Regions from separate parts of the Homo sapiens genome. Here regions 1, 2 and 4 are each linked to region 3. Evidence: chromatin contacts called from ENCODE Hi-C or POLR2A ChIA-PET data. All regions are on one chromosome and are shown on one strand. The core of a region is the stretch at or near the end of the contact, and the rest is flanking DNA. Distances in the headings are between cores, read along the strand shown. Region 1 overlaps HMG20A (high mobility group 20A). Region 2 holds the start of LINGO1 (leucine rich repeat and Ig domain containing 1). Region 3 has its middle 95 kb from the start of LINGO1. Region 4 overlaps LOC105370906 (a long non-coding RNA gene).

Region 1 (4,996 bases), core at 266-2,765, 81 kb before region 3:
CAGGCACAGATGCTACATGTGAAGGGCTTTTGGCAATCAGTGGCTTGGTAGCCGTGATTCCTTTTGAATCACTCCCTCATGGACCATATGAAATGCATTCTCCCAGGATCCCAGACATATTCTTGGGAATCATTGTATTTTCCGACTTACTGGACTAGTTTAGAGGCCTTTGGGTTTCACTGCACTTTTCTTCATTTCCTTCTTTTGTTGATCTTGGCCCCTTAACCTTCCACCCACTTTATTACTCATTTCTTAGGGACCTGACTACTCAGTAACACTGAGAAAATATATCTGAAACCATATGGGTTTGAATACAACAAACTTAAGAGAGGGAAAATAAAAAAGGAAAAAATGTGTGTTCTCTGAACTTCCTTTGTTTATATGATCTGTTTATATGTTGTTAAGGTTATGTTATCCAGCTGCCTCCCCACGTTTCAGAAATGACTAAAGATATCTGGAAAACACTCTAACAGGGTCATGTTGGCATAGTGGATGAAAAGACACTTCATTTGTCCCTCACCAGATAATATATCTTCTTTTGAGGCATGGGAGCAATGCCAGGAGCTTTAAATGCTGAATCTCAAGGTTCTTGAAAGGCCATTGACTTCTAGGGATACTTTTAGAAAGAAGCCAGTCAATCCCAGGCGTAGTGGCTCACACCTGTAATCCTAACACTTTGGGAGGCCGAAGTGGGCGGATCACTTGAGGCTAGGAGTTCAAGACCAACCTGGCCAACATGGTGATACCCCGTCTGTACTAAAAATACAAAAATTAGCTGGTGTGGTGGCACGTACCTGTAATCCCAGCAACTTGGGAGGCTGAAGCACAAGAATCACCTGAACCTGGGAGGCGTGGGCAACAGAGCGAGACTGTCAAAAAAAAAAAAAAAAAAAAAGCCAGTCAAGTGAGTTCCCTAAGGTATATACCTGGCCATTTGAATGTTTGCTCACTATGGTTAGTCTGTATGGTATCTAACAGATATTACAGTTTTCTTTTGGTAAAATGAACATTGACATTGGTGTGAGGTGATGTTAGCAGCCCAGGCTTTAATCTCGCCTTTGTATTGTATAATGTGAATTAAAACTTAAGTACACTTGAGTCAGGGTTATTCAGTAAAACATGTGGAATGGAATTTTGTGGTATTTATTAGAGCTATTCCACTTGTAAACACCTTATCTTGAAGGAACTGAAAAGAGGTTGCAAGCATTCCTGCAGTAGAATAAAGTGCTTATGATGGTTGAGTGAGAAGTTCCTCTCTACCTTCCATGCTCTACCTACTGTAATGGGTAATATTTGTACAGAGATGTGTTTTTCCCATCAAGCTGTTTATGGAACTTGGCCTGCTAAATAATAAACTTAGAAGTGAGAATAAGTAAGAATAAGGAATAAAACATCAGTGTTATCTTTTGGAAATAAATCACTCCATTGAACATGGAGAATGTGGTCCTCGTGTCATCGGCATTTTCTTCATATTTCCACCTCAGTGGAGTGATCCTGGCTCTGCTTTGCCGCTGTGCTTTCCTTTTAATTGCTGTTTCACCAGGTCTCCTTAGCAGCAGCAGCGCCTGAAATAACTCCTGAGGAAGCTCCTAAGTGAATTCTCATAATTTGCTTCTCAATTCTCCCAATTGATTGAGGCACTCTTTCTTGAGTGCTTTGCAGTTCTGTGTAAGTGGCTGATGTTTGGGGTCACTGCTGAATGTTTTGTTTGAATATCCCTTTCATGATGAAGGGAAGACTGCTGCTTTTAACTACATGGGGTGATGCCCTTTGTGGTAAGCCTTGAAAGGCAAAAATCGTTTTTCATAGTGATATGCCAAATGAAATTATTCTCTTTGTCACTTTGTCCTTTTATCCTTTCAGTCTGATAACCTCAGTTCTTGTGATTTGTTTGTTTTCTTCAATTAAGCTTAGTTGTTTCCTGTACCCAGGTGCATGCTATTTCTGCTCTTGGTTATGATGGTGTGTGGAGCATATTTCTGACCTGGAAGTGTGGTTTCTTTGACTGAGAGCCACATCAGCATGCCTTCCATCCTCTACTTCCTTTGCATTATTTCCTTTTGGAGGGCTCAGTTTGCCATCATTTAATCTATAGATGATTCATCTGGGACTGAGAACTGGTAATGCTGTAATAACAATATCTTTCTTTATATAATACTCAATGCACTTACTACCTTAGATTTTCTCTGTTTATGGAGCACTTTCATTTTAATCTCTCACAATAACCCTTTGGGTTAAGTCAGCAATTTTGTCTTAGTCTAAGATGGTGAAATTGTAGCTCAAAGAGCTTAAATAGCTTGCTCAGAGTGGCAGTGCTTCTGAGTTACCCTGCTTAACAATTTCTACAGGAAATGAATACTTTTGAAGATACTCTGGATAAATAAAAAGGAATTTTCCAAACCACATCCCATTTGTTAAAACCTAACTTGTTTTCAGTCTGGTCAGTTGATAAGACCAAGGTTAAAAGGCCCATTTACCATACAGTTTAAATTGATGTGTCCAAGTCAAGAAAATAAATATTTAGGTCAGTTTTTATTCTGTTGCTTATATGATAAAGTTCAAGAAGGCTGGCTCTTAAATTAGTGGAACTTGAAATGGAAGTAATTAAGCCATTAATTTTTTTTTATTCTCTTTTCCTTTCAGAGAGATGGAAAACTTGATGACTAGCTCCACCCTACCGCCCCTTTTTGCAGATGAAGACGGTTCCAAGGAGAGTAATGATCTGGCTACCACTGGGTAAGCAGCTGCTTTAGGACACTGGACTTCTCCATAGGCCTCAAAACAAAGCTTCTAGCAAAGTAAGAGGTCCTAAAGAGGCAGTTTTATATCATAAGAATAGACGGTGCACTTGTTTCACTTTGCAAAGAGAGTGACAGCCATCATAAACCACTTTGTAATCTGCATTCAATTATCTTTTGCAGTGCTCTGGTTTTTGTGAACTGGTACAACAATATGTGGAATCTAGCAAACACTGGTGACTCCAGTTAAGAAAATTATATAGTCACCATTAAGGAAATACCTGCCACAGAGCTAGCTCTAAAAAACAAATGCATTTTTTCTGTTCAAATTACCACAGATATTAAAATAGTTTTTTCCCAAAGATCAGATTTTTTAATGTGGTTCTTTATTCAAGATGCTTAGTAACTTTAGCTGACTTCTGTTCCTTTCCCCATCCCACCCCCTTCTCCTTTCTGTGGGATCTTTTGACAAATATTTAAAGAGATATAGAAAAGGGTTAATAACAGTAGTCCACCTCTTCCCTTGAAAATCTCTGTTCCACTTGAATTTTTATCTTTTCTAGATGTTTAGAAGTTATTTGGCAAAGAGAAAGTGTGTTCACTAATAGACTGAAGTGCTAGCTAATCCCTAAGATGAATTATTTTAATATTCTTTAGAGCTGTTTAAAAAATAGGCTATACTTTGTAATTCTGTTTCCTTCCCTCACATTTATGTCTCACCTCGTTGATATCCGCCTTTGACCTCACTACTCAGATGAAAGTGTTCTCCAAGACTTTTCTAAAGGCTGCTTAGTTACTATATTCATTCAGTAAAAACTTTCTGAGTATCTGCTATGTGTCATTGTTCCAGGCATTAGATAGAAAGCATTGATCAAAATAGATAAAAATCATAGGCCTTTTAAAGTTCAAATTCTACTTGTTGAGTCAGACAATAAACAGGATAAATAAGCAAAACATATACTATGTTGATAAGAACTATAGTTTAAAAAAAGAAAAAAGTGGAGAAAAGGGATAGGAAGGGTTTGGGGATGCAGTTTTAGACAGGATGGGCCAGAAAGTGTTTAATGAGAAAGTGACTTCAATAAAGACCTGAAGGAAATAAGGCAACTGGCATGCAGTTTTCTGGGGAAGATTATCCTAGACAGAGGGAGCAGTAGGTGCAAAAGCCCTGAGGCAGGAGAGTTTCCATCTTATCGAAATAGCCAGGAGGACAGTGTGACTAGAGCAGCACATAGCAGCAGGAGAGGCAGTAGAGGACTACATCAGTCCTTCTCAAACATATGAATTGCCAAGAGAGCTGATGAAAATGCAGATTCTGATTTAGAAAATCTTAGGACCAGAGATTCTACATTTCTAACAAGCTCCCAGAGAATGCCAGTTCTGCTGGTATGAGGCCCATACTTTGGGTAAGAAGAGACTAGATCATAGGGATCAAAATATTTAGAGATCAAAATAAACCCTTTAACTTTTACTCTGAAGTGGGATAACATTGGAGGGTTTCACACAGAATTATATGATCTGACTTACGGTTTTATAAGATCCCTCTGACTGTTGTATTGAGAATAGAGTGAAGGGAGCAGGGGCTGGAACAAGGAGACCAGTTAGGGAGGCTCTTAAAATAATTCAGGAGACAGATGATAGCCTGAAGAACCATCATCTGGTGACTTTCACAAGAGTGTTTTTGGTGGAATAGTGGGGGTAAAAACCTCATTGGAGTGTGTTTCAAAGATAATGGGAATGAGGGGTAGTGAGAAGTATAGAATTCTAGATATATTTGAAGGTATACCAAACAGAATTTGCCTGAAAGAAAGGATGAGCACAATGTAAGAAGGGAGAAAAAAAGCAGTCAAAGGCAACTCAAAAGTTTTGGCCAAAGCAACTGGAGGGATGGAGTTGCCATTAGCTTAGATGGGGAAAACTGAACAAGTGTGGGAGGGAATTGTAGGAGCTCAGTTTTGGAAATTTTACATTAAAGATGCTTATTAGATATCTAAGTGGAGATGTCAAATAGGCACTTTGATATCAGGTTCTGCTATTAGGGGAAGTTTAGGCGAGACAGAGAAAGTTGGGACTTATCAGCATATAACATTCAAAGCCGTGAGACTGAATGAGATCACCAAAGAAATGAGCACTCTGTAGATGGAAGAAAGAAGAGCTCTAAAGCCTGACCTCTGGGATACTCCATCATTTAAAAGTCAGACAGAGGCCGGGTGCAGTGGCTCACAACCTGTAATCCCAGCACTTTGGTAGACTGAGGT
Region 2 (4,869 bases), core at 1,388-3,887, 95 kb after region 3:
CTCCCAACAGGAACACGCCCCAACCCCAATTGTGCTTCTCCAGATATCTGCGGCTGAAGGCGCCTGAAGAGCAGCACCACACATGAGCCCTCACCGGCACCAGGGATCCCGTCTAGCCTCATGCAGAACAACCACCCACCTCCACAAGAGGTTGTTTTTTGGGGGGTTGGGGTGGGGGAGGTGTCCCTCTGGGAGTCTGGGTTTTAGAAAACAATACCCAATATAGGAGAAATGGATGCCCAGAGGACAGAGGATGAAGATGAGCCCAGATGAAAGAGGACTATCGCAAGGGGTAAGTCTCTCCACCTCCCTCCCAGTCACACAGGGCCCTTGGCTTTGAGCACATGCCCATCCCCCTAAAAGCTGGTTCCCACTCTTTAACTCCAGAACCTGGGGAACACTGCAGCTTTAACTAAGCCCTACCCAGGGGCTCACACTTAAATTGTCAGGGGGTGAGGAGGGGGGCAGAGACAAGAACACCACAGGGTGCCTGTCCCTGCCTTCGCTAAGCCCCTTCCAGGAGGGGCAGCTGGGTGCTGCTGGGATCCCCGATGTGAGTCTGTGCCCTCTTTCAGCACGGTTCCAAGGAGTTATTGGTCTCTCCCCGGTGCCACCCTATACCCTCCCTCCCACCTCGGGCCACGGGTAGAAAGCAGGAAGGACAGGCATGCCATCCCAGTAGACCTGCTGCTAGTGCCTTCCCAGAGGCGTGAGGATTTTGAGCTCCTCCCTGGCTTATACAAGGACAAAGGGTCTGGGAGCAGCTGGCCCTCTTCTCCTCACTGACACTCTGCGCTGGATCTGGGGAAGCCCCAGGCTCTCTGCCGCCTGGGTGTCCCGGCTCATTGCTCCCTGGGCATGGGAGGCACCAGTGCTGAAGCCACTGGCATAATGACCAACAGGGTTGAGCCCAGAGCCGCGGGCCAGGCTGGGCTATGCGCCCTCTGGCTGCCCAAACCAAGCAGAGGACTGAGGGAGGGCTGGGCGAGCAGGAAGGGGCTGTCCAGATGCCACAGCCCCTACCTCAGGGCCTCCTGCACTCCCACCCGCTCAGGGCAGAGCTCTTCCCATCCTCTCAGGCCCCCTTCTGCCCCACCCCAACCCCAAGGCCTCTGAGAACAAAGAGGAGGTGCAGGCACAGTCAGGCTGGACCAGGCTGGGCTGCGACCCCAGCAGGAACCGGGAGGGGCTGCCCACTGGCCTGGCCCCACCCCTCCTTCTCAAAGTGGGATCCGCCCGGAGGGTCACATCTCCTGGCATGCCTTGAGAGCAGAGAGCCCACAGCCCACCCCGAAAAGGGTGTGAGGGGGAGCAGGAGGCTCCCTCCTTACCTCCCTCTTCTCAGCTGGTTCCCACCTCCCACCCGCTCTGCCTTAGAATGAAAAGTGGGGCAAGAGGAGGTGAGAAGCCCGGGCTGAACGCAGACAAAGGGGAGGCCCCTAAAGCGTTCCTGGGCGCTCCCGGTCCCCAACTCCCTTCCTTCCACTCTCCCTACTCCCCATCTCCTTTTCACTGGGCAGGAGCTGGAAAGGGGCGATGCTTGTGTGTGGTGGGGAGCTGCCATCCAGGCTGGAGCTTGTGGAGAAACCCAGCCCCTGACCTGTGTCCACCAGCTAGGGAGTGTCTGGTGCTGGTGGGGGCTGCCTGGGGGTACCTGGGGTCCACGAAGGGAGGTACCCACCCAGGGCTGAGCAGGGGGCTTACCCTCTAGAGTGACCAATACTCAGAATGGGAGGGGGGACAGGAAGGGGAGACCAGAGCAGGTCTGGGACACCCGTGGGGGCCCCTCCCCAGCTCCAGGCTCCCAGCTTACAAACCCGGAATTTGTTGGGGTTGGAGAGAGGGGAGGTGGAAAAGGAAGAATTTTCATTTCTGAGGCTTGAGGGGAAATCAGGCCTATGACCCCAAAGGAGGTCTGGGTGGCACCGAGGTGCCCTGCAACCCCAGGAGGGCGCAGCCAGGGCCGATGGCGGCCCCCAGGGGCACTCGCCGCGGGGCTGCCCGCTCGGGGCTCGGCCGCGGCCGCCTGGCTCACCTGCATCTCGGGCGCGCCTTCGGTCCGCTCGGCTCGGTCACCAATCGCATGTCTCTCCAGCCGGCCCGACCAGGCCCCAGCCCCTGCCCAGCCCCCTCCTCCGTTTCCTCCTCCTCCGACACCTCCGCCCGGCAGTCCGCGCGCCCTCGCGGGGCTGGCTGTCCGTCTGTCCGCCCCGCGCGGGCGGGAGCCGAGCCGGAGCCGGGGCCGGGGCTCGGGAGTGGGGAGGCGGGAGGCCGCGGCCCCGGCGGGCGGATGGGCGGGCGCGCTCAGGCCGCGGGACAGGGGCTGCGCGAGCCTGCTTCTGCCCCCTGGGCCGGCCCGGAGCCGCCGCCGCCGCCTCTGCCGCTGGGGCCGGGGTCGAGGCCGGGCGCGCTCCGCCGCGGGGCCGGGGCCGGCGGGCAGCGGCCGCGCATGCTGCTCGGCGCCCCGCGTCGGGAGAGGGGCCGGAGCGGCGCGGGTGGGGACTCCGCGCCCTCCGGGGCCGGGACCAGGACCCACCGCCGCCGCCGCCGCCTGCGCTGTCGCCCGCCGCCCGCTCCGGCTCCCGCGCCGGCTCCCGCTCGGGCTCCGCGCTCTGCAGCGGCGCGGGGAGGGAGCACTAGGAGCGAGCCAGGGAGGGAGGAGGGATCGAGGGAGGAGGGAGCGAGTGAGCCGCGGGAGCCGGGCGGGGGAGGAGAAGGCGCGGCCGCAAAACCTGGTGATGGTGGTGGTGGGGTGGGGGGTGGTTCGTCTCCTTTCAGCGGAGGGGGCGGAGAGCGAGGGGCGCCCCAGCCGCTGCCCTGCACGCTTAGGGCAGCGAAACAGGCAGGGGTGCGCAGGCGAGGGGCGCACCAGCCAGGCGCTCCAGCTCTGCACACGGCCGCGCCCCTCCGGGTCCGGGGCTCTGGGCGAGTCCCGGGCCAGCCGGGTGTCGGGGAGTCCGGCGTGCGGTCCTCCCTGGGTGTATGCGCGCACACCGTTGTGTGTGATTTTTGTGTTGCCACATGCGTGTGCATGTGAGCGCGCGAGTGTGTTTACACGTGTTAACTGGGCTGTGGACGAACACACGCACGAGGACGGACAGGGCTCCCTACACGAACAGGGTTGTTTGGAGGGCGGCATGGGGAGGCCGACCGGGAGCCCCCGTCCTGGCCCTGTCCCCTCCTCTCGAAAGTCCGCGAGGCTAGAGGGCCCACATTCTAGCGCGGGAGGGCGAGGCAGGCAGAATGGGAAGCTCCAGGGGACGGCGAGGAAGCCGCGCTGGCCCGGCAGCTCTACCCAGGAGCCGGGGTCCCCGCCCAGCCTGGCTTCCTGTCCAGCAGAGGGCGGCAGGCCTCTCTGGCCCGCTCCGTCCGGAGGCCCTGCACCCAGTGGCCAGCAGAGGGCAGCGCAGAGCCTCCGCCTGGGCTTGACTGTTCCCTCCTCCCGGAATGGTCCCGGGGATCCTCGGCTGGGGCCACAACTTCAGACGGGCCCAAGGAATGGGACCTCTCCTCGGAGATCCAGATCCTCCTTGATCCTCAGATACAGAAACTAGGCCAGCAGGGATGTCTTGGCAAAGCCTGCAGAGTAGGTTACCACCCTCAGGACCTCACCTTTTTCCCTATACTACCCCCTCCATCTCCTTGAAGCCAGACGCCCTTTACCACCAAGCCAGTTTTATTAGAATAACCATCAATGCTGACACCGCCCGGCACGGCCATCCCTCCTCCCCTGCTGGGAACAACCCATTAGCACATGAATACTCCTAATAGCTTGAGTCCACAGGGGCAGCTGAGGCTGGGGGAGGGGATCTAGCCCAAAGCCTCTCGGATTCTGGGGCAGACGCTGGAATCCCAGTTCCAGTGACACCCCCTCTCCCAGGAAGCCTGCGCAACATCATTGCAGAGATGCCTGGTTGCCACGGAGGGACCTCTCCCCACCCCCAACAGCACCTTGTTTCTCGCTGTTCAGCCTCACACACAGCCCAAAGGCTTGCACAGACCTTCTGTTCCAGCTGCACCATTTCTGGGTACTTCTCAGTCTCTCTGGCACACCGTTGCTCTGGACAGTCCTGTCTGGAGCACTTTCTCCTGTCTCCTATGTCTATGCCCATCCTCAACCTAGGCCTAGCTAGAGTCCCTCCTAGCAGGCGTCCATGCTATGCTCTACTGTGAACTGTACGTTCACCCTCCAGCAACTCTGGGGGAGGCACTATTGTTCCCCTGTGACAGAGGGAGGGAAGCCCAGGCCCAGAGAGGTTCCAGGCTCTGCCCATGGTCACACAGCCAGCAAGCCACGGAAAGGGAACTGGACTCGTCTTCTATGGCTGAATGGACCAGCAGGGGGCAGGCTCGGCAGAAGGACTTACAGGTGGGAGGTGAAGCAGGGAGGCCAGCACAGGAGTCCCCCTCCCTGCCAGAGCCCAGCGCAGGCGACTCCCCGGTCCCTCAACTCCGCGCTGCCTGGACCCCTCCCCAGACTCCCCAGCCCCCCCACCCCGGCTGTTTGTGAGCTACCCGTGCGCTCCCGCCCTCCCGCGCCGCCTCCTCCCACCAGCCCGACAGGAATAGACGCTCGCTGGCTCCTGCGTAAAGGCTCCGCCAGGCACCCGGCGGGCGCGCAGACCCGCTGGGGGGCGGGGGCGGGGGCGAGGGCTATTCCTGGTGCGGTGACTGACGCAGGCAAGGCGCGGCCACCACATCTCTCCGCCCCCGACTCACCTGCTCCCTGCCTCAGTGATCTCGGCGGAGAAATGGGGGAGAGCCCACTCATTCCACCCCGCTAACCCCCAGGTGCTACCGGAGGAAGCTGGGGTCCTAGGGTGGGGTATTTTGGTGCCCACAATGATCCCTCCGCGCCTCGGAGGCAGC
Region 3 (5,178 bases), core at 1,723-4,222:
CAGCCTGGGTGACAGAGTGAGACTCTTTGACTCAAAAAAAAAAAAAAGAGTATCTTTCTTTTCTATAACAACTTACACTTTATAAATTGCTTGCACATACTTTATCTTGTTTGGTCCTCATGATAACCACCATTTTAAAGACAATAATACAGGCTCAGAGAGGTTAGGAAGCTTATTCAAGGCCGCACAGCCTGTAGACACAGGCAGGAAGTAGGGGCTGGGCCCAGCTGGTCCTGACTCCAAGCAGTTCCTAGAATACTGCAACGCAAAGAAGCAGTGACTGAGACTGCACTTGTCCACCCAGGAGTCATGTTCCCCTTTTTCTTTCTTTCCTTTCTTTCTTTCTTTCTTTCTTTCTTTCTTTCTTTCTTTCTTTCTTTCTTTCTTTCTTTCTTTCTTTCTTTCTTTCCTTCTTTCTCTTTCTTTCTCTCTTTCTTTCTCTTTCTTTCTCTTTCTTTCTTTCTTTCTTTCTTTCTTTCTTTCTTTCTTTCTTTCTTTCTTTCTTTCTTTCCTTCCTTCCTTCCTTCCTTCCTTCCTTCCTTCCTTTCTTTCTTTCTTTTCTGTCTTTCTTTCTTTCCTGTCTTTCTTTCTTTCTTTTTTTTTTTTTTTTGAGACAGAGTCTTGCCCTGTTGCCCAAGCTAGAGTGCAGTGGCGCGATCTAGGTTCACTGCAACCTCCATCTCCCAGGTTCAAGCTATTCTCCTGCCTCAGCCTCCTGAGTAGCTGGGATTACAGGCACTTGCCACCACGCCTGGCTAATTTTTTGTATTTTTAGTAGAGATGGGGTTTCACCATGTTAGCCAGGATGCTCTCCATCTCCTGACCTCATGATCGGTCCGCCTTGGCCTCCCAAAGTGCTGGGATTACAGGCTTGAGCCACCGCGCCCGGCCATGTTCCCATTTTTCTATGGTAACAGAACCCTTATTCTATTCTGGGGAGCAAGGTGTCCACCTAAAAGACTACATTTCCCAGCGACCCCTGCAGCCAGGGGTGGCCAATGAGATATGAGCAAGAGAATTGTTGGGCGAGGCTCCAGGGAAAGTTCTGGAAAAGGGAGACAGGTAGAGAGCATGGGTTTTCCCCCTTTCCTCTTTCTTCTTGCCTGGAATACAGATAGGATGGAGCCCAGCTGCCACTATGAACCATGAGGTGACACTGAAGATAGACAGCAGTGCTGAGGATGATTAGCCTGGAGAGAGAAGGTATTTCAGACATTGAAGGCATGGTGAAGCCACCATCCCGACCCTGGGCTGCTGACCTCTGTACAGGGGAGAGTAAAAGACACTACTAGTTTGTTTAGGCCACTATGGCTGGATCTCTGTTATCAGGAGGCAAAGGTAACTTCTGATTCAAAGGTGCTACCCTGAGAAAAAGTATGCTCACATAAGCTTGGGAAATAGCAAGTTAAACAGAATCTTTCTTGCAGGACTTCCCAAAGCCTTTAAATGCTAAACAGTTTTGGGAATCACCAAGTGGGGGAGGTACTACACCATATTTCCAGAGCTCACTTGTCATGGCACACTGTGTGTGTGTGTGTGTGCGCGCGTGTGTGTGTGTGTGTGTTTGTGTGTGTGTAGAGAGAGAGGGAGCAGGAGAGACTAGGGGTCTAGTGCTGGGAGACCACCTCCTGATGTCTGATGGGAGCTGGAAAGTGCTTTGCTCAATGCCCTCATTATTAAAACAATTGAAGACACTGACTCCTTTTTCGACTTTCTTAAGCTTCAACTAGCATTCATGATTTCAGTTCCTAAGTGTCTAAGGGATGTAGGGCCAAGCAGGGGAGGGCTAATTTGGGGACAAAGCTAGGAGAGCTGTTTGGGGTAAGAGAGTCTCCTTGTAGCTGCTGGAGCCTTTGTGGACTGGGGTTTGGCTCACAGGCGTGGGGGCTGCTACAGGGAGAAGATGACCCTGGCCACCCTTCACATCATATATAGGGCATTAGCAGCCCTGTTCCTCCCCTCTCCCCAACCTCAATAAAAGAGGGAAATAGAGGCATGGAGAATGAAAGGGGCTAGGCCAGCCAGGTCCACAGAAAGAGTGGGTGGCAGAATGGGGTCTGGAGCCAGCTGCCCATACTCCCTGCCCTTCCCCAACCTACCCCCTGCCCTCAGCTTTCTGGAAGGCTCTGGCTGAGTCATATGCCTGACACCCAGTTTCTGCCTCTGCTGCAGTGGCCGCCTTTCAGTCCTCTGTGGGGGTCCCATTGCAGGCTGTAAGATCTTGACATGCCCTTTCAATGCCATTTTAAGAGACTCAGAACACAATAGCAGTAATAGAGGCACCTGCTGCCTGGCTTGGTAATTATTACATCCCTGTGGGGGGAACTGTTGACTGCCTGGCAAAGGGGTGAAGTCTCCCCTCATTTCTTAAATAGGAGTCCTCCTTGAAGACCGTGGGCACAGCTGAGGGTGGTTAGTCACCAGTCTGTGCCCAGGAGGGAGTCAGGGAGCACCAGTGTGGCAGCCAGGTAGAGGAAATGGGGGTAGAGGGAGTCGGGGTAGGCGGTGGGGGGATGTGGTGTCCAGAATCCCAGACTGAGGATGGAGGGCTTGAGGCTCTTTTCCCCTGTTCTGTGTGGCTAAGTCCAGTTCATTCCCCAGACCTCAGTCTCTCTCTCTGTGCAATGGGAAATTGGATCAGGCCTCTAAGAATTTGTCCAGTGCGTAATTCTAAGGTTCTGCTTTTTAAGGAGATCGTAGGGAACTGAGGACAGAACAGAAAGGTGGGAACTCCTTGAGGGCAGGAAACTGGCTTGTTTCCTCTCTCAGACCCTGGCATGGTTGGGTGGAAGACCCCATCCCAGACAGAGCAGGAGGTATGGTGGTGTCCTAAGAGGGAGGGAGGAGCCAGGACAGGAGGAGAAAAGGAGGGGAGAGGAGTGGGGGAAACAGAAGCGTGAGGCCCCATCTGAAGAAAACCCAATATCAAAACTTTAACAAGAGCTTCGTAACCAAGAAATGGGCCTTTGACTTAGGAGGTGAAGGCTCATTTAAATGGCAAATTTCCCTTGTGCCTGCAAGGGCTTGTTTATAGAATGTGGAACTGAGAGTGCAGGTGGTCCCACACAGAAAACTGGAAGCTTTTCTTTTTAAACTCCCTGAAGATTCATCTGCAATGCAGATGAAGCATCTTAGAAACAAGAATGAAAACAGCGTTTGATTTTTACAAAAGCCAATTCAGAGGCTCACTTCCTGTCCAGCCCAGCGTGCCAGCATCTGTGTGTGAGACCACTGTCCCCAGCCGGGTGGGGGCCTGCACGGGTCTTGCCAAGGTCAAATGGGTGTGCACACATGACTACACGTGAATTCACTGCACATGTGTGTACACACACACATTTACTCGGATCCTCAGCAGAGTTATTTTGGATTTGGTCTTCGTGGAAGGTCCAGTCTGTGCCTAGATGTGGATTCAGAAAATTCATAGACTCTGCACAGCTACTGGTCACTAATAAGAGCCTGGAGCTGGGGATACCATGATGATCAAGAGATAACCTCTAAAAGAACTCACAGACCAGCTGGGGAGACAGGTGAATAAACACCTGGAGAACAGAGCATTATGGGAGCATCTGGCCCAGGCTTGGGAGGTCAGGGAAGGCTTCCTGGAAGAGGTGTTATGTTGGAGCTGCATACTATCCAATATGGTAGCCACTAGCCACAGGTGGCCATTTACATTTAAATAAAAAACAAATAAACAATTCAGTTCCTCAGTCATACTGGCCACATTTCAATTGGCTAGTGGACAGCATGTCGAATAGTGCAGAAATGGAACATTTCCATTGTCCAGAAAAGTCTACTGGATGGCGCTGTGAGGAGGAACAGACCCTCTCCAGGTGAGGGCCATGAGAGGTGTTCCAATTCTAGGGAGCAGCTTGTGCAAACACCTGGAAGTGGATGGCAGCATGCCCAGGGGACTGGAGCCCTGAGCACAGGTGTGAGGAGGAGGGAAACAGTGACAAGCGAAGCTAGAGAGAGTGGAAGAATTCAAATGGCAGTTAAAGGCTCTGCTTGTGTTGGCAAGGAGCTGGGATTTTGTCCTGAACATTTGGGGAGCCTTTGGAAGGGTTTCAGCTGGGAGTGGCAAGGTCAAGGTCGGGTTTCATGTTAGAAAAGCTTGCTTGGAGAAGGGACTCCGCAGGGAAGGGGCAATTGCCAGCAGCCAGGTGAGAGCCAGGTGAGAGCCAGGTGAGAGGAGGGACCTGACCTGGGAGTTTAGCTGGGAGGGCCTGGAGATGAAGTGCCTGTGTAGGGGGCACTAGAGAGAGGGGCTTCTGGCTTCAGTGCCAGGGTGGCTGGGGCTGCCCTTTGGGCTCAGGCTGTGCTGAGTGCAAGGGAAGAGGGAGACCTCTGCACCTGGCAGGTAGGTGAGGGCACCTGATCCTTTAGGAAAAGTTTAGGCTGAAACCACTGACTGGGTGATCATCAGTGAATAGATAGGGGTGCAGGTCCTGCAAGGGGCTGAGGTCTCAGGAGAGTCCTCCGTAAGACAGTACTGGAGCCCTGGGAAGCACAGATGAGTCAGTGGCCAAGAGAGCAGAAGGAGCTGGGTAGGCCAGATTTCTGGAGAAGAGTGAGGGAGGCCAGATGTTCCCTGGACGCGTCATGGCTGTGGTTGTGATTCCGTCCCCTGAGGTGTGGGAGCTATAGCTTTCAATCCAGGCAAGTTTCCTGCAGGGGACAGTGTCTTGGTACTGAGGGGCAGGGCTGGGAAAGGAAGGGAATGGGGGCGGCTTTCATCACAGCCATGGTGAGGAGCCACAAGGCAGCTTGCACTTTGAAGATGGCTCCAACAATCTCCCCTATCCCGCAGGCCCTTCTACAGTGAATTGACTGTAGGGGGTGCTAGAGACAGGGTCTTCTGGCCTTTCTGGCCCCTCATCTCCTGAAGATGTACGCCTGTGCTCCCCCTCTTAAAACATGGGCGGGGCCGGGCGCGGTGGCTCACGCCTGTAACCCCAGCACTTTGGGAGGCCAAGGTGGGTGGATCACGAGGTCAGGAGATCGAGACCATCTTGCCTAACACATGGTGAAACCCCGTCTCTACTAAAAATACGAAAAATTAGCCGGGCGTGGTGGCGGGCGCCTGTAGTCCCAGCTACTCGGGAGGCTGAGGCAGGAGAATGGCGTGAACCCAGGAGGCAGAGCTTGCAGTGAGCCAAGATCGAGTCACTGCACTCCAGC
Region 4 (4,917 bases), core at 1,825-4,324, 69 kb after region 3:
GCGAAGGTGACAGGATTGAGTCACAGAGGCTTCCTGGAGGCTGAGCCAGGTCCCCTGGCAGCCACACAGTTCACCTCTGGCCAGGATGCGCACCTGTCCCCGGCCCATCCACAGGGAAGGGCATCTCTGGGATTCATTTTGGGCTCATTATCAGGCGCCTCTGAGGTACCCCTGCCACTCCTGCCCTCAGCCTAGCCCCATTCTAACCCTTTGAGAATGAGGGTCGAGGGCACAAGGGTCGCGAGTGGTGCGGGAGGTGGGACAGGGGTCCTGTGGCCACGCCCCTCCCTGGCCCCTCCCATCTCGTAGCCTGGCAGCTCCAGCTGGTCGCCTAGGAGACAGTGCCCGGCGCGCTCTCATTGGCCAGCCGAGGCTCCGAGGGCAGGAGCGAGGCTTCCGGGGGCTGCCCCCCTGCAAGTCCGTGTGTGTGTGTGTGTGTGTGTGTGTGTGTGTGTGTGTGTGTGTGTGTGTGTGTCTGTGTCTGTTTGAGGGGGAGGTGAGCACTGAGCCCAGGGGCCAGCCTGGCCGCGCTGTGATTCCAGGAAGGAGAGAGGCCGCGGCATGGAGACGGGCATGCGAGCGTGTCTGCGCCTCTGTGTGTGTGCAGGAGGGGCTGCTCTGTGGGTCTATGCATTCGTGTGAATGCAAGGGCGAGAGTGTCGCGTGTAAGTGTTCCAATGTAACAGCTATTTATCTGGTGTGTATTGATGGTTTGTGCTTGTATGGGTGCCTGTGAAAAGGTTTTGTGTGGACCCGAATTGCTGCCTGGCTTTGTGGGAGAATATGTGAGGCTGTACATATGTGAGCTCCTCCGTGTGCCCACTTGTGCTTGCCTGCACACAAGGGGCATTGTGTGTGTGAGCATAGAGGTGTGCATACTCATCCTAAAGAACAAGCCTTGGCCTCTGTCTCCTCTGTTCCCACACCTCAAATCTTTCCTCCTTAGATTCTGAGATGTGTCCCTCTCATGCTCAAGCACCCACCATAGCTCCCCATTGCCTGGGTGGTGTGCTACAGAACACCCTGCCTCAGCTTCCCTAACCACCCACACTCATCCTACACTCCACATGAGCAGCAAGAGCCAGAAGGAGGGGGCAATTCTGTCTCTGGCATAGGGGAGTCTTCAAGGGCAAGGAGGGAATATTCAAAGCAGATTTTCCTCGTCCTAAGCCAGGGAACTGGAGCTGAGGGCCTGGGGACACCTGCAAAGCTGGTGCCTGCCTTTCATCTCCTCTCTCTACATGAATGGTTACTATCCCTTCGCCCCCACTGCCTGTGGGACACTAGGCTCCATGGCTTCAGGGTGCTCCTGGGGTGTGGTCCTTGTCTTCCCGTAAAAGTGTTTGGAGAGCTTTCTATTGTGGGGGTTGGGCTGGAGGTCAGCTGGAGGGCACAGCTGGGACCTGGGAACCCATCACAGGCTGTCCTGGCCCCTGCAGCTTTTTGCCTCCACACAGAACAATTCCCCATCTACCCCACACTTCCAGCAGTCCCTCCTGCCTCTGGATGACCCTGGGAGCCCGTCAACCTTCCAGCGTCCCTGTCCCTTCCAGCTGCCCTGCAGGAGAAAGGGAACAACTGTCCTCCTGGCTCCTGGCCAGCCAGGTGCCAGCCAGTGGTCAGGCAGTCCTGCTTCACGCTTCTGGCCGCAGGGCTTCGCCACAGTCCCTACTTCCCAGCTAGGGGCTCTGCCTGGACTCACCATGGGCAGAGGACCTTGTTATTCCCCAGAGACCGTCTTGTCTGGTTGGGATCTCAGAGCCCGTTGTACCCAACTCTGGCTGTACAGAGAGGGAAAGTGAGGCAGAGGGGCGAGGACTCCCCCCAGGTGGTCGACGTTGGCAGGCTGCCTGAGAAGGACACAGGAAGACTCCAGAAAGGTGACCTCTGGGTGGAGGGGAGTGACTGTTCTGATGGCAAGGATCCTGGGGGCTTTGGACATCCTGGCTCTGGACTGAGCTGCGCTTGGGAAATGGGCAAGAGGTGGTCCTGGGGTGGCCAGGGTGGGGCAGGCGGATGGGTCAGCAGACCCCTTGCTCTGTTCCAGGAGACTGCATGGCGTGGAGGGAGGGATTTATGGGCCCAGGTATAGGGCTGGGCCATAAAGGTCATTCTGCTAGAGAGGCTGTGACTCCGCCTCACTTTGGCAGTGGCGTGGGGGCAGGGAAGTCAGATAGGGGACACCACTGAGGCCTGGGGTGAACCCTGAAGCTGGAAGAATGTGAGATACCTAGTGTAGGCTTCTCCTAGGCCCTTGGGAGGGGTCAGTCCAGAGATGCTCAGGGTCTTATACAAGGTCACACCACCTCCTGGCACAGGGCTGTGGACAGAGCCCAGGAAAACAGATGCCTTAAAAGCTTCCCCCAGCCCCAGCTCTGGGTGCTGCGGAGGGGCAGCTGCATACCTCCTCCCATCCAGGTCTGCTCCCTGCGCCCTTGGAGTGTCCTGCAAGAGGTCTGGCAGTCAACGGGGGAACGAGGCTTTCCCGAGCCGGCTCTCTCCTCTTTACGACACCATATTTTTTAATGAGCTATGTAAATGTCTGCAAGTCAGACAGCAAAGGCAGGAAGTCAGAGCCTCCAGCTGCCGCCCCCGCCCCTGGGAATGGGTGTCCCCCTGGGGCCAGTCTGACCTTGTGTTTCCCATAGGAAGGTTTTCTGGATGCCATGGAAATGGCCACCTCCCAATTCAGCTGAGTCAGAACTGGTGCTATTGCCGACTGACTTGTTTTGTGACCTTAGGCCTGTCACAAAATGCTGTACCTCAGTTTCCCCTCACTGTACCTCAGTTTCCTCATTTACAGAATGTGCGCACACAAAGGGCATTTTGTGGTTTCTGAGGCTCCATGGCTTAGCCATGCAACTTGGGCAGTGGCTGGGCCTCTCTGAGGTTTGTGGTTCTCATCAGCAGAACAGGGAGCCGGCCATGCTGACCGCTGCCTTTGGGCTGAGCTTGGACCGCAGGAACCAGGAGGGATGCATCACGGGCAGGGCCCGCCTATCCTCTCTCTTGCCTGGCTTTCTCTTTCTTCTGCCTCCAGCTTCCTCCTCCTCTGTTCCTCCGGAACATCCTGCCACCCCAGCCACAGGATTGGCTGTCTACGTGGCTGTGTCACAGTCCAGACCGGGAGTGAGGGGGCGTAGGCAGTGGGTGTACAGGGAGAGCCAGACCTTGGGTCCCTGCTGGGGTCACATATAGGGCATGGAGAGGCCTCCTGGGTTGGCCTGAAGGCTGGGGTAGGAAGGAGCTGGGGCCGAGCACTGGGGCATCCCTCAGTCTCCGTGGCCCCTTCTCAGACACCAGCACTGTCACTTGGCAGGATGACAGGGCCTGGGCTGGGGCCACAGGACGAGCCATAATAGGCTTAAGGGGAGACTGTAAATCCCTTTCCAGGCTGAGCAATCAGCTCCTTCAGGCAGGCAGAGGCTGGAGCTCCCGGGGGAGGGCCCTGTACTCCTAGGGATGTGTCATGTGGTTGCTGTTCTTAGACTCCTGCCCCATGGTCCCTAGTGGCCCAGCAGGGACCAGGCCAGGCCTAGCGTGCCAGTCCCTCAGAGCAGGCTGCGGGGCCTGGGTCTCAGGGCCCCACAGGGATGCCAGGTGGGTTGGGGGCCAGGATGGGGGAATTGACTGGCAGAAGCTTAGAGCACGCCCCCGCCACCATGTGCTCACCCATCCAGGCCACAGCACACCCTCCTCCCCCAACTTCCACAAAGAAAGGAGGCCGTGCCTGCTTCACAGATGAGAAGCCTGAGTCTGGAGTGGTTCGGGCCCAATGTGGGGCTTTGTTTCAGGGAAGTATTGATGCCCTAAGTGTGAATCCTGACGTCAGCACCTAGCTGGTGGTGGGCCGCAGATAGTCACTTCTCAGTATTCTCATCTGAAAGGGAGCCTGTAAGCCCCTCCTCCTGGGATGATGAAATAAGAGAAGGCACATAGAGCATCTGGCCTGGGGCCTGGCACAAACCCTCAATGAACAGTAGCTATTGTGATTATTGCCATACTTCCCCCGTACCCTCACTATGGAAAGGGACTCAGACTGCACAGCAAACTTGGGTTCAGGTCCTGGCTTTTTCCTTACCAGCTGTAGATCACTGGGACAGTCACCATCTCTCTCTAAGCCCCCTACTCCTGAGCAAACCATACAGGGCTGTGCACCTGTGAGTGGTTCCTCAAAGGAATAAGGCACCACAGAGGTCCCTGTGACTTCCAGGGACTTCCAAGGTGATTTCCAAAGGTGGCCGTGACAACTCTCACACCCTGAGTGCCCTTTTGCGTGTGACTGCAGCTTGTCCTAGTGAGAGCTGGGCTCTGTCCTCCCTCTCGTTGAATCTAGGGGGATCTGAGACTGCCTTGGCCAATAGAATGCAGCCAATGTGGTGCTATGCGTCTGCCTGGCCTCGGCCTTGAGAGACCTGGGAGCTTCCATTTATGTCATCTTGGAGTGCTGAGTTACCTTAAAGAAGTCTAAAACTCAGAGAGACCATGTGGAAAGAGAGGAGCCAGCGGCCCTGCAGTCCTTCCAGCCTCCCAGCTGAGGCAACAGACATGGTCAGAAGCCATCTAGGACCTTCAGCGGCAGTGAAGTCTCCCCAGTCGATGCCACACAGAACTGAGATGAGCTGTTCTCACCAAGCTCTGCCCAAGTTCCAGAGCTAGGAACAAATAAACAGTTGTTTTAAACCACGAAGTTGTGGGCGTGGTCGTTATGCAGAAATAGATAACTGATCCAATCCTTCATGCCTTCTGCACCATCTTCACCCCAACTTGGCTTGTGCAAGGTTGAGCTCCTTGGCCCCAGCTGACTGGACAAGGGGATGGGCACCTGACTTCAAGGCAGCCAACCGATTGGCTGGTGAGTGACCATTCAGCCTTTTTTTTTCTCTGGAGACTAGGAATGAAGAAATCAAAGGCCTT

What was found. Hi-C counts contacts between places; a loop is a spot of excess contacts on that map. ChIA-PET counts read pairs that join two places held with the same protein, here RNA polymerase II (POLR2A). Pooled maps may share reads with other maps.
Region 1: a loop to region 3 is called in a pooled map, with 2.5 times the contacts of the local background. The contact joins two enhancer-like sites. A Hi-C loop is called at or near these places in 3 of 50 pooled maps. POLR2A ChIA-PET finds 5 or more read pairs at or near these places in 3 of 52 experiments (IMR-90, OCI-LY7 and activated CD4-positive, alpha-beta T cell).
Region 2: a loop to region 3 is called in a map of HepG2, with 5 times the contacts of the local background. The contact joins the promoter of LINGO1 here to the enhancer-like site in region 3. A Hi-C loop is called at or near these places in 5 of 168 maps with a recorded cell type or tissue (Caco-2, HepG2, head of caudate nucleus and 2 more), 1 of 37 single-sample maps with no recorded cell type and 16 of 50 pooled maps. POLR2A ChIA-PET finds 5 or more read pairs at or near these places in 4 of 52 experiments (HEK293T, SK-N-SH and WTC11).
Region 4: a loop to region 3 is called in a map of DLD1, with 7 times the contacts of the local background. The contact joins two enhancer-like sites. A Hi-C loop is called at or near these places in 4 of 168 maps with a recorded cell type or tissue (DLD1, G401, endothelial cell of hepatic sinusoid and 1 more). POLR2A ChIA-PET finds 5 or more read pairs at or near these places in 2 of 52 experiments (HEK293T and Panc1).

Annotation. Positions count from the first base shown.
Region 1 is chr15:77,455,761-77,460,756 of GRCh38, forward strand. It overlaps HMG20A (high mobility group 20A), which reads left to right. Exons shown (of 10, transcript NM_001304504.2): 2 at 2,644-2,736. The coding sequence starts at 2,648. Among named protein-coding and RNA genes, the nearest start is that of HMG20A, 37 kb to the left of the region's middle. Within about 2 kb of position 1,516, at least 2 of the 41 ENCODE cell types and tissues checked have a DNase peak (open chromatin) inside an H3K27ac peak, as active enhancers do.
Region 2 is chr15:77,630,275-77,635,143 of GRCh38, forward strand. It overlaps LINGO1 (leucine rich repeat and Ig domain containing 1), which reads right to left and starts at 2,638. Exons shown (of 2, transcript NM_032808.7): 1 at 2,036-2,638. The coding sequence starts at 2,041. It overlaps LOC105370906 (a long non-coding RNA gene), which reads left to right. Exons shown (of 4, transcript XR_001751806.2): 4 at 11-187. RefSeq lists enhancers at 1-62, 3,457-4,020, 3,462-3,591.
Region 3 is chr15:77,535,084-77,540,261 of GRCh38, forward strand. No RefSeq gene overlaps it. Among named protein-coding and RNA genes, the nearest start is that of LINGO1, 95 kb to the right of the region's middle. RefSeq lists an enhancer at 3,146-3,195. Within about 2 kb of position 2,973, at least 10 of the 41 ENCODE cell types and tissues checked have a DNase peak (open chromatin) inside an H3K27ac peak, as active enhancers do.
Region 4 is chr15:77,604,204-77,609,120 of GRCh38, forward strand. All of the region lies in intron 3 of LOC105370906 (a long non-coding RNA gene), which reads left to right. Among named protein-coding and RNA genes, the nearest start is that of LINGO1, 26 kb to the right of the region's middle. RefSeq lists enhancers at 1,029-1,748, 3,004-3,298, 3,188-3,906. Within about 2 kb of position 3,075, at least 6 of the 41 ENCODE cell types and tissues checked have a DNase peak (open chromatin) inside an H3K27ac peak, as active enhancers do.